Regions from separate parts of the Homo sapiens genome. Here region 2 is linked to region 1. Evidence: read pairs that join two places in POLR2A ChIA-PET (ENCODE). Cell type or tissue: CD4-positive, alpha-beta T cell. All regions are shown on one strand. Region 1 overlaps FAM107B (family with sequence similarity 107 member B). Region 2 overlaps SUV39H2 (SUV39H2 histone lysine methyltransferase).

Region 1 (5,000 bases):
GATATAGAAATAGAGAGTGTAGAAAATATTTCTTGACAATAAAAGTCAGAAGGAAGATTCGAGTTATCCTATCCCCATGAAAGGAAGGGGAGGGTACATGTTGTGTTGTGGTGAGCTGCAGTTTGCATTGTGCACATATGTGTGTGTGTGTGCATGCATGCATGCACACATGTGTTACGTTAAGATCATAACATGTGGTGATCTAAGTCCTCCGGAAGCTAGACAGACTCAACATATTGTTCCAGCAAAAACTTTAGCATCATTTAGAAAAAAATATAGCAGAAAAAAATTCCTCAACTCAAGAACAACACAGGTACTTCTGTTCAGTGTAACCTTCCTCTCAAGTTTTGGGAAAGATGGAAATAGGCCAGGACTGGAGGGGTGGAGCCCTCACACAGTCAGCTCACAGGTCAGCAGAAGTGACAGGTACTCCAGACTTAAGACCTTGAGGGAAACCAAGGTTCCTCTGTCTCTTCTCTGAAATAATCAAGTTCTTTCTTCCCTTCTCCCTCCTCAATGCAAGGCCGTGCTTCCCCAAACAAGATCTGGGACTCTCGCGCCTACTGAGATGGACAGAGAGCTTCACAGGTGTCAACAGTTTCAAGAACCTTGGCCAGCCTCAGCCAACAGCCAACCAGGCAGGCTGGGCGAGCCCAGAGGTTCCCGGAAACCAGAAACTAGGGCAGAAACACCCAGCAACTCAGTCGCTTTTCTAAAACAGAGCTACCAATAAATATATAAATCACTGTCATGAGCCATAGAAAGGGAAAGCTTTTATAAATTAAAGCATCCAAATATTAAGCCAATATTACTTAGGATTGCATTTATCATTGCTACAGAAAAAAACTGTATGTAAATAAATGTGAATGCATACAAGGTAATTGAGTGTCCTATGTTAATATAAGGGTAGCCCATATTTTTTCTGAAATGAAACGACATTGAAAACGTACCTACCAAAAAAATGTGGTGGGTGTGTGTGTGTGTGTGTGTGTGTGTGTGTGTGTGTGATGTTTATCTAGGTCAACATTAGATTTTTACCCAATATCTGTGTACACCAAGGCCCAGCAGGGCAGGGTGGTTACACAGTGTATGTAGCAAGACAAGCCATAGCCACTGTGAGAATGACTGCCCAAGAGGAAGGAGAGCATTAAATCTCCTTAGACAAGTACCGACAGGTACTGGAAATGCTGTTTCCACAGTGGCCACCCAAGACATTCTCTCCCTAATCCTAACCAAGGAATAAGAAGCAAATTAAAGGCCAGGCACAGTGGCTGACGCCTATAATCCCAGCACTTTGGGAGGCTGAGGTGGGCGTATCGCTTGTGGTCAGGAGTTCAAGACCAGCCTGGCCAACATGGTGAAACCTCATCTCTACTAAAAATACAAAAATCAGCTGGGCATGGTGGCGAGTTCCTGTAATCCCAGCTACTTGGGAGGCTGAGGCAGAAGAATCGCTTGAACCTGGGAGGCAGAGGTTGCAGTGGGCTAAGACTGCACCACTGCACTCCAGCCTGGATGACAGAGTGAGACTCCATCTCAAAAAAAAAAGAAGTAAATTAAACTCAGCACATATCAGTGTTTTGTTGTGGTCATGTGTTCATTTTTTTTTTTTTTTAATCCACAACTGTGAAGGAGGAGGTGATGGCAATGAGCAGAATGCTTTCAAATCAAGTGCTATTTTGCTAAAATCAAATATGTCTTAGCTCAGGCTGCTATAACAAGCTGCCATAGGCTGGGGGCCTTAAACAACACTTGTCTATTTCTCACAATTCTAGAGGCTGGGAAGTCCAAGATCAAGGTGCCAGCAGATCGGGTGTCTGGTGAGGGCTCCCTTCCTGACTGGCACACAGCCACCTTCTGGCTGTGTCCTCACATGGTGGACAGCAGGGAGAGTGAGAAAAAAGCTCTCCTGTCTCTTCTCCTGGAAGCACTAATCCCATTCTCAGGACTCCCCAAGGCCCCTCCTCCTAAAACCATAACATAAGGGGTTCAAATTTCAACATATGCATTTTTGGGGGTGACACACACATTCAGATCATAACAAGTACTTCAAAATATATTATCAGGCCTACAATCTTCACTAGATAGTCAAATTTTACTGGAAATAGATATCTTCAGAGAAAATGCATAATTATCAGGATCCTAGACACTTAATAGAGCATGGATAAAATAATGCAGATAAAAGTTAGTGAATCCAAAAAGAGTTCTTAAAAAGCTAAGTAAAAGGCGACTCATCCAGAGTTTGACAGACATGGTTGGCATCTGAAGAAATTTTAGGAAAAAAAAATAGTTCACAACTACACAAGACACAGCCTATTACAAAGCTCTCTTCCTGGCAAAGACACACTATTCAATACCACTCACTATAACAACATATAATTTTTATTTAGTCTCATACAAGTCTGCTATTGTGTTAACAAGTCTAAGTTCACACAACATTTTCTAGAGAAGGACTACATTATTCAACAGCCATAGAAAAGTCCCAGTGTTTATTCTTACCTCAGATATCTATTTTCTTGTTTATGTTTTAATCATGGGCATTCAAGGTGGTGAAAAATCATCCTTTAGCAAGAGAAGAGTTAGCCCAGGAAGTCATCCCCATCCATGTCACCCATCAAGGCCTAAGTGACGAACGGTTACAGAGACTGACCTAACCTCACCTCAGTAGATATAGGCAGGCTCCTTAAGCCCAAGGTAGCAAATAAAAAGATCGCAGTAAGAATGCACCTTCTGACTGTGGTAGTTCCTTAGAGCGGTGAAGAAAAGCACCCAAAACAAGAATTAACCATCCCCACAAAGAACTCTCTTTCTGGATATCAAAAGAGCCACAGTTCAAGTTCAAAGAGAAACACTCTAGCAACTTCTGAAAGCAGGAACTGTATGCAACTGAATGACCTCATCCGGCACAGAAGCCAGAGCAAACAATGAAAAACAAACCGTACCAACTCTGGTACCAGTTACTGACCTTCCAGACCAAGAGAACGTGCTGGCAGCACTGGTGAAATGTACTTGTCTGTACAAAAATCAGCTCCTCTACTTGTAAGCAAATATGCACGCAGACTCTCCAGCCCTGGGTGGGTACCAGGTTGCAACACTCACACAACCTGACTGCAGGAAGCATGCGTGAGTCAACCTCCAATTGGAGGAGGACAAGTTCTCGCACTTCTTAGAGCATCACCACAACACCTACAGCATGGAGGCCTGAGACCAATCAGAATGGCCCTCCTGAGGCTGGGATTCATGGCATCACAGCCCACTTTATAAAATGTGCTAAGAATTTTCTATGGGGAAGGGTTATGTTTAACATGGCGGAAGACAGGTGCGGTGGTGTGCACCCGTGGTCCTAGCTACTCCAGAGGATCGCTTGTACCCAGGAGTTTGAGGCTGTAGTGCACTATGATCACATCTGTGAAGAGCCACTGCATTTCAACCTGGGTAACACAGAGACCCCATCTCTTCAAAAAAAAAAAAAAATTTATATATATATATATATATATTAGAGTGTGTGTGTATATATGTTATGTATAGGTGTATGTAGATATACATATATATTAGATTGGAAAAAAACGACAAGCAGAAGGGACTTGAGTTCCAGTCCCAACTCTGCCCAACTATATCTGTATGATCTCTGGGCTGAAGGATCCTCCCCTCTAAAACAAGGAGTTTCCTTCCAGTTCTAGATTGTTATTACTATATTATTAGGAAATAGCAAATATATACCAAAGCAGCAAGAGTGGAATTACCATTGCAGAGGCACATATAGACGCCCACTTGGTGACATCTGGCCCACAAGTACATTTCAACTCCTGCACCAAGCCCAGTGCATGGCAGACACCAGCTACCTCCCAGTGCCGCAGCCCTGCTCAGTCAGTGCACTGTGGAGAGAAACAGGCTTGGTGGAAAGCTCTGAAAACTGTCTGCTATGGTTTCACTCTGTCCCCCAAAGTTCATGTTGAAACTTAATCCTCAATGCAACAGTGATGAGGCCATAAGGGCTCCACCTCATGAATGGATTAATGCTGTTAATGTGGAAGTGGGATATAAAATGGAAGACTTCGGCCCCCTTCCTCTTTTGCCCTTCCACCTTCCACCATGGGATGATGCAGCAAGAAGGCCCTCACCAGATGCAGGCCCTCGACCTTGGACTTCCCAGTCTCCAGAACTATAAGAAACACATTTTTGGCTGGGTGTGGTGGTTCACACCTGTAATCCCAGCACTTTGGGAGGCCAAGGCAGGAGGATCACTTGAGGTCAGGAGCTCAAGATCAGCCTAGACAACCAACATGGTGAAACCCCATCTCTATTAAAAATACAAAAAAAAAAAAAAAAAATTAGCAGGACATGGTGGAATATGCCTGTAGTCCCGGCTACTTGGGAGGCAGAGGCAGGAGAATCACATGGACCCCAGAGGCAGAGGTTGCAGTAAGCTGCATCACCCCACTGCACTCCAGCCTGGGCAACTCCATCTCAAAATAAATAAATAAGTAAATAAGTTTCTTTTCTTTGTAAATTACCCAGTCTGTGGTATTCCACTACGGCAGCATAGAACAGACTACAACAGCATCTATAAACAATGCTGTTTGACTCACACTTGATTCACTTGGATTCCTTCCAAATGATCATTGTGGATACATGATATAAAAACAAACAAACAAAAAAAAAAAACCACCCTAGGGCCCAGGAGTTTATCTGCTCTTTCTCTCATAATCTACCCTTCCCATGACACAGGGAATATTTTGGTGCTCTCAACATGAAATGCCACAAGACCAGGGTAGACACTTAAGGGTTCAGCTTCCAAGCTCTGCTTATAAAAAATGCAAAATCTCAGTTCAGTAAGAACAGGGTTTAGTACAATACACAAACACTACTGAATATGCATGCCACCCTGAGAAAAAATCTTGAATTAGTATGTAATAAATAGATAACAAGGTGATATTCCTCAGGCATCCTGACACAGTTATTCCCAACTGAATCTGTAAGAGTGAACTGTTACTCTTTAC
Region 2 (5,000 bases), 330 kb after region 1:
CCAGCCAAAAAGAGGGTCAGAACAGTATGTAAATGTGGAGCTGTGACTTGCAGAGGTTACCTCAACTGAACTTTTTCAGGAAATAGAGCTGATGATTATAATATTTTTTTCCTAATGTTAACATTTTTAAAAATACATATTTGGGACTCTTATTATCAAGGTTCTACCTATGTTAATTTACAATTCATGTTTCAAGACATTTGCCAAATGTATTACCGATGCCTCTGAAAAGGGGGTCACTGGGTCTCATAGACTGATATGAAGTCGACATATTTATAGTGCTTAGAGACCAAACTAATGGAAGGCAGACTATTTACAGCTTAGTATATGTGTACTTAAGTCTATGTGAACAGAGAAATGCCTCCCGTAGTGTTTGAAAGCGTTAAGCTGATAATGTAATTAACAACTGCTGAGAGATCAAAGATTCAACTTGCCATACACCTCAAATTCGGAGAAACAGTTAATTTGGGCAAATCTACAGTTCTGTTTTTGCTACTCTATTGTCATTCCTGTTTAATACTCACTGTACTTGTATTTGAGACAAATAGGTGATACTGAATTTTATACTGTTTTCTACTTTTCCATTAAAACATTGGCACCTCAATGATAAAGAAATTTAAGGTATAAAATTAAATGTAAAAATTAATTTCAGCTTCATTTCGTATTTCGAAGCAATCTAGACTGTTGTGATGAGTGTATGTCTGAACCTGTAATTCTTAAAAGACTTCTTAATCTTCTAGAAGAAAAATCTCCGAAGAGCTCTCTCTAGAAGTCCAAAATGGCTAGCCATTATGCTTCTTTGAAAGGACATGATAATGGGACCAGGATGGTTTTTTGGAGTACCAAGCAAGGGGAATGGAGCACTTTAAGGGCGCCTGTTAGTAACATGAATTGGAAATCTGTGTCGAGTACCTCTGATCTAAACGGTAAAACAAGCTGCCTGGAGAGCAGCTGTACCTAACAATACTGTAATGTACATTAACATTACAGCCTCTCAATTTCAGGCAGGTGTAACAGTTCCTTTCCACCAGATTTAATATTTTTATACTTCCTGCAGGTTCTTCTTAAAAAGTAATCTATATTTTTGAACTGATACTTGTTTTATACATAAATTTTTTTTAGATGTGATAAAGCTAAACTTGGCCAAAGTGTGTGCCTGAATTATTAGACCTTTTTATTAGTCAACCTACGAAGACTAAAATAGAATATATTAGTTTTCAAGGGAGTGGGAGGCTTCCAACATAGTATTGAATCTCAGGAAAAACTATTCTTTCATGTCTGATTCTGAGATTTCTAATTGTGTTGTGAAAATGATAAATGCAGCAAATCTAGCTTTCAGTATTCCTAATTTTTACCTAAGCTCATTGCTCCAGGCTTTGATTACCTAAAATAAGCTTGGATAAAATTGAACCAACTTCAAGAATGCAGCACTTCTTAATCTTTAGCTCTTTCTTGGGAGAAGCTAGACTTTATTCATTATATTGCTATGACAACTTCACTCTTTCATAATATATAGGATAAATTGTTTACATGATTGGACCCTCAGATTCTGTTAACCAAAATTGCAGAATGGGGGGCCAGGCCTGTGTGGTGGCTCACACCTGTGATCCCAGCACTTTGGGAGGCTGAGGTAGGAGGATCACGTGAGGTCGGGAGTTCAAGACCAGCCTGGCCATCATGGTGAAACCCTGTCTCTACTGAAAATACAAAAATTAGCCGGGCGTGGTGGCACACGCCTGTAGTCCCAGCTACTCAGGAGGCTGAGGCAGGAGAATCACTTGAATTCAGGAGGCGGAGGTTGCAGTGAGCCAAGATCATACCACTGCACTGCAGCCTGAGTGACACAGTAAGACTGTCTCCAAAAAAAAAAAATTTTTTTTTTTTTTTTTTTTTTTTTTTGCAGAATGTGTCAACAAAAAATACTTTCTTAATGGCATTTGTGTTTTAAGAAAAATCAGTCACATAGTGTCAGTGTTAAGAAAAGGTTGTAGGTTTACAGGTTGCCCCCAGTGGCCATACTTTGAATTGTGATTCTCACGGGTTTAAAGATGTGATTTTTAAAAAATCAGTGTTTTACCATCTAGTTATTTGATCTTGTCCACTTTTTTGTGTTCAACAAAAGTGTAAAACTGGAAAGCAAAGAAAAAAAGACTATTTTCAGTAAACATGTAGTTTTGTTTTGTCTTTATTGATAGAATGTAATGGGCCTTTGGGATCTTAAGTACTACTTATGTTACCTTTGTTATTCAGATGCTGAACTTAAGCAGTGAAATAATAGAAACTAAAGGATGTTATTAAGGGGTTTAACTATTTTAAGTCAACATTTAGCTTATCCATCATATTGGTTTCCTGAAGATGTCAGAATTTTTCAGTGTAAGACAAATATCAAAGGTAATAGATCCAGTTTAAAAGGTGAATCCACTGTATGTATTATATTGATACCATCATTTTCAGGATCTACATTAAGAGGATGGTGATACATAATTAGTAATCTCAGGGTTTTTTCCCCCATATCTAAAATGTAGACAATAGTTGTTTCTCTTTTAGTTCATCAGTTTCTCTTAGCAAAATAAATTAGGTTGGGCATTTAATGTTCTATTTACCATGGCTTAGCTTTGTTTCTGTTTTACAGTCATTTCCAGTAAGACTATAAAAGGGGCAGAAAAATACTGATGTATTGACTACGTGCTAGCAAGATTAACCGAAGGTTTATATTCAATTCCTTTAAATGTTACTTTCCTTTTAAGATAGCTTTCATGGTTCATGCATTTGATACTACACTTGATCTTGGCCAAAAGGCCAAGGAGTGATGGTTCATGCATTTGAATATTAAAGGACAATTTGACATTTCGCTAGCATAATGTGGATGAATACTTCAGAAATTTTTGAGCATTGTCACTCACCAGGTACGTAAACATACTATGGTAAGTACTGCCTAGAAATGCAAAGGAATTTTAGAATTCAGAGCTCATATTCATTGACCCAGTCTTTTATGCCTTTTATATGTATTCATGTGCTTCTAATGAACCTGTCAGGTTGGTGTAAGGTAACAAGCTTAGACTGTTAAGATAATGTCAACATGCCAAGATCACCCAGTGAACTTTTTAAAGTATTTAATCTTCGGCTTCAGGCAGACTTTTTAAAAAACTAGTTTATACTATTCAAACATTTAAGTCCTGGAACTCTTCTCCAAGATAAATGTGGCTGACTGCTGAGTGTCTTCTGTGATACATCTTGGCATTTTGAAACTTCATGTTTCGGCTGGACACGGTAGCTGACGCCTGTAATCCCAGCACTTTGGGAGGCCGAGGCGAGTGGATCACCAGAGGTCAGGAGTTCAAGACCAGTCTGACCAATATGGTGAAACCCTGTCTCTACTAAAAATACAAAAATTAGCCAGGTGTGGCACACACCTGTAATCCCAGCTACTTGGGAGGCTGAGGCAGGAAAATCACTTGAACCCTGGAGGCTGAGGTTGCAGTGAGCTGAGATAGGGCCACTGCATTCCAGCCTGAGTGACAGAGCGAGACTCCATCTTGAAAAGTAAAAAACAAAAACTTCATGTTTCCTCTTGTGGTTTATGATTCTTGACGTAAAAACCAAGTAGCTGCTACAATTAACCCTGCTCATGTTTATACTTTTTTGGAGAGACATCAGAGCATAGCAGTTAAGATCATGGTCTCTGAAGCCAAACTGCCTGTGTTTGAATTCTGCCTGTGCCTCATAGCTATGTGAACTAACCTCTGTGCCTTTGTCTCATTTGTACATGGGGATTAGAAATGTATCTACCTCAAAGGGTGGTTGTGAAAATTAAAGGAGTTCATATAGTCTGTAAAAAACTTAAGAGCATCATCAGAGTAAGCACCAAATATAATTTCTGGTAATCACTATCGGTTTCTTGATCACATCTGTTGTAGTTGTCTTAGCCCAATTCATTCAGCCAGCATTTATAATGCCAGACTCACATATAAAACAAACGTAACAGTATGTAATATTAATGTGATTATAAAATAACAGGAATATATTCAGAGGAATGTTTACAGGCATTTTTTGAACAACCACTTTCGATCATAAGGTACACTGTTAAAACTAAGTTTTAGTTAACAGTGAATATATACAAATGTGTATAGTTATGTGTATACTAACTCTGAGTCTTGTTACCCTGGTTAGTCTGGTGGATCCAATACTTTTTGGTCGGATTGCCATGCAGCATCATGATAATGCATATCAAGTGTTAGTTTAACTGATCTGCAAATTGTTTTAAGTGGTGTCTCTGCTTTTGCTTCCATAATCTATGAAATGTCACAATAACTAAGTGTTCCTGAATATCTGTTAAAACTTGTTAAAAATCCTCATACATAACACAAAAGCCTAACACATTGATGGACTTCAAGAATGTTGAATGACTCACAGAATAACACATATACTTTAGTTTTTTTTAATTTATTTTTCTTGAGATGGGGTCTTGCTTTGTTGCCCAGGCTGGGCACAATCAGCTCACTGCAGTTTCAACCTCCTGGGCTCAATCCATCCTGCCACCTAAGCCTTCCAAGTAGCGAGGACTACAGGTGCACACCACCATGTCTGGCTAACATTTTGTGGAGACAGGGTCTCCCTGTGTGTTGCCCAGGCTGGACTCAAAACCCTGAGCTCAAGCGAGCCTCCCAAAGTACTGGGATTGCAGGCAGGAGTTACTGTGCCTGGCCACCATTTAATTCTTGAGCATTTTCTTTTATATTCTAATTGTCCGCTTCTAATTTGGCCACCGTATTCACATCAAGGTTAAGTGACTTAACATCTTTGGGGATAAATAAGGTGCTGATTTTGTCTATAGCCATCAGTTTATCATACTAGATCCAAGTTTGTCAATTTAAATCAGGTGTGTTTATGAGCAAAGATATGATCATGCTGAATGTTCCATGTGTACTTCAGGAGATACATTCTGCTAGTTTGGGGTGGTGTGTTCTATAAATGTCAATTTAATCCAGTCGGCTTATGAT

What was found. ChIA-PET counts read pairs that join two places held together with the same protein. Peaks named below come from ENCODE experiments on the same cell type or tissue, not always from the same donor. Only the 100,000 strongest peaks of a DNase experiment are listed, where the experiment ranks them.
Region 2: POLR2A ChIA-PET joins it to region 1 with 5 read pairs; 2 of 35 experiments call an interaction of 5 or more read pairs at or near these places.

What each region holds. Positions count from the first base shown.
Region 1 is chr10:14,569,264-14,574,263 of GRCh38, forward strand. All of the region lies in intron 2 of FAM107B (family with sequence similarity 107 member B), which reads right to left. Among named protein-coding and RNA genes, the nearest start is that of MIR1265, 140 kb to the left of the region's middle. RefSeq lists a silencer at 3,174-3,223. In CD4-positive, alpha-beta T cell, no CTCF peak of the experiment used is centred here; DNase peaks (open chromatin) are centred at 638, 1,038, 1,678, 2,848 and 2 weaker places; H3K4me3 peaks cover 3,256 bases; H3K27ac peaks cover 4,336 bases.
Region 2 is chr10:14,902,444-14,907,443 of GRCh38, forward strand. It overlaps SUV39H2 (SUV39H2 histone lysine methyltransferase), which reads left to right. Exons shown (of 6, transcript NM_001193424.2): 6 at 1-1,872. The coding sequence ends at 69. DCLRE1C (DNA cross-link repair 1C) reads right to left here. Exons shown (of 14, transcript NM_001033855.3): 14 at 2,170-5,000. Among named protein-coding and RNA genes, the nearest start is that of SUV39H2, 26 kb to the left of the region's middle. RefSeq lists an enhancer at 1,910-2,610. In CD4-positive, alpha-beta T cell, CTCF peaks have their summits at 2,012 and 2,211; a DNase peak (open chromatin) is centred at 1,998.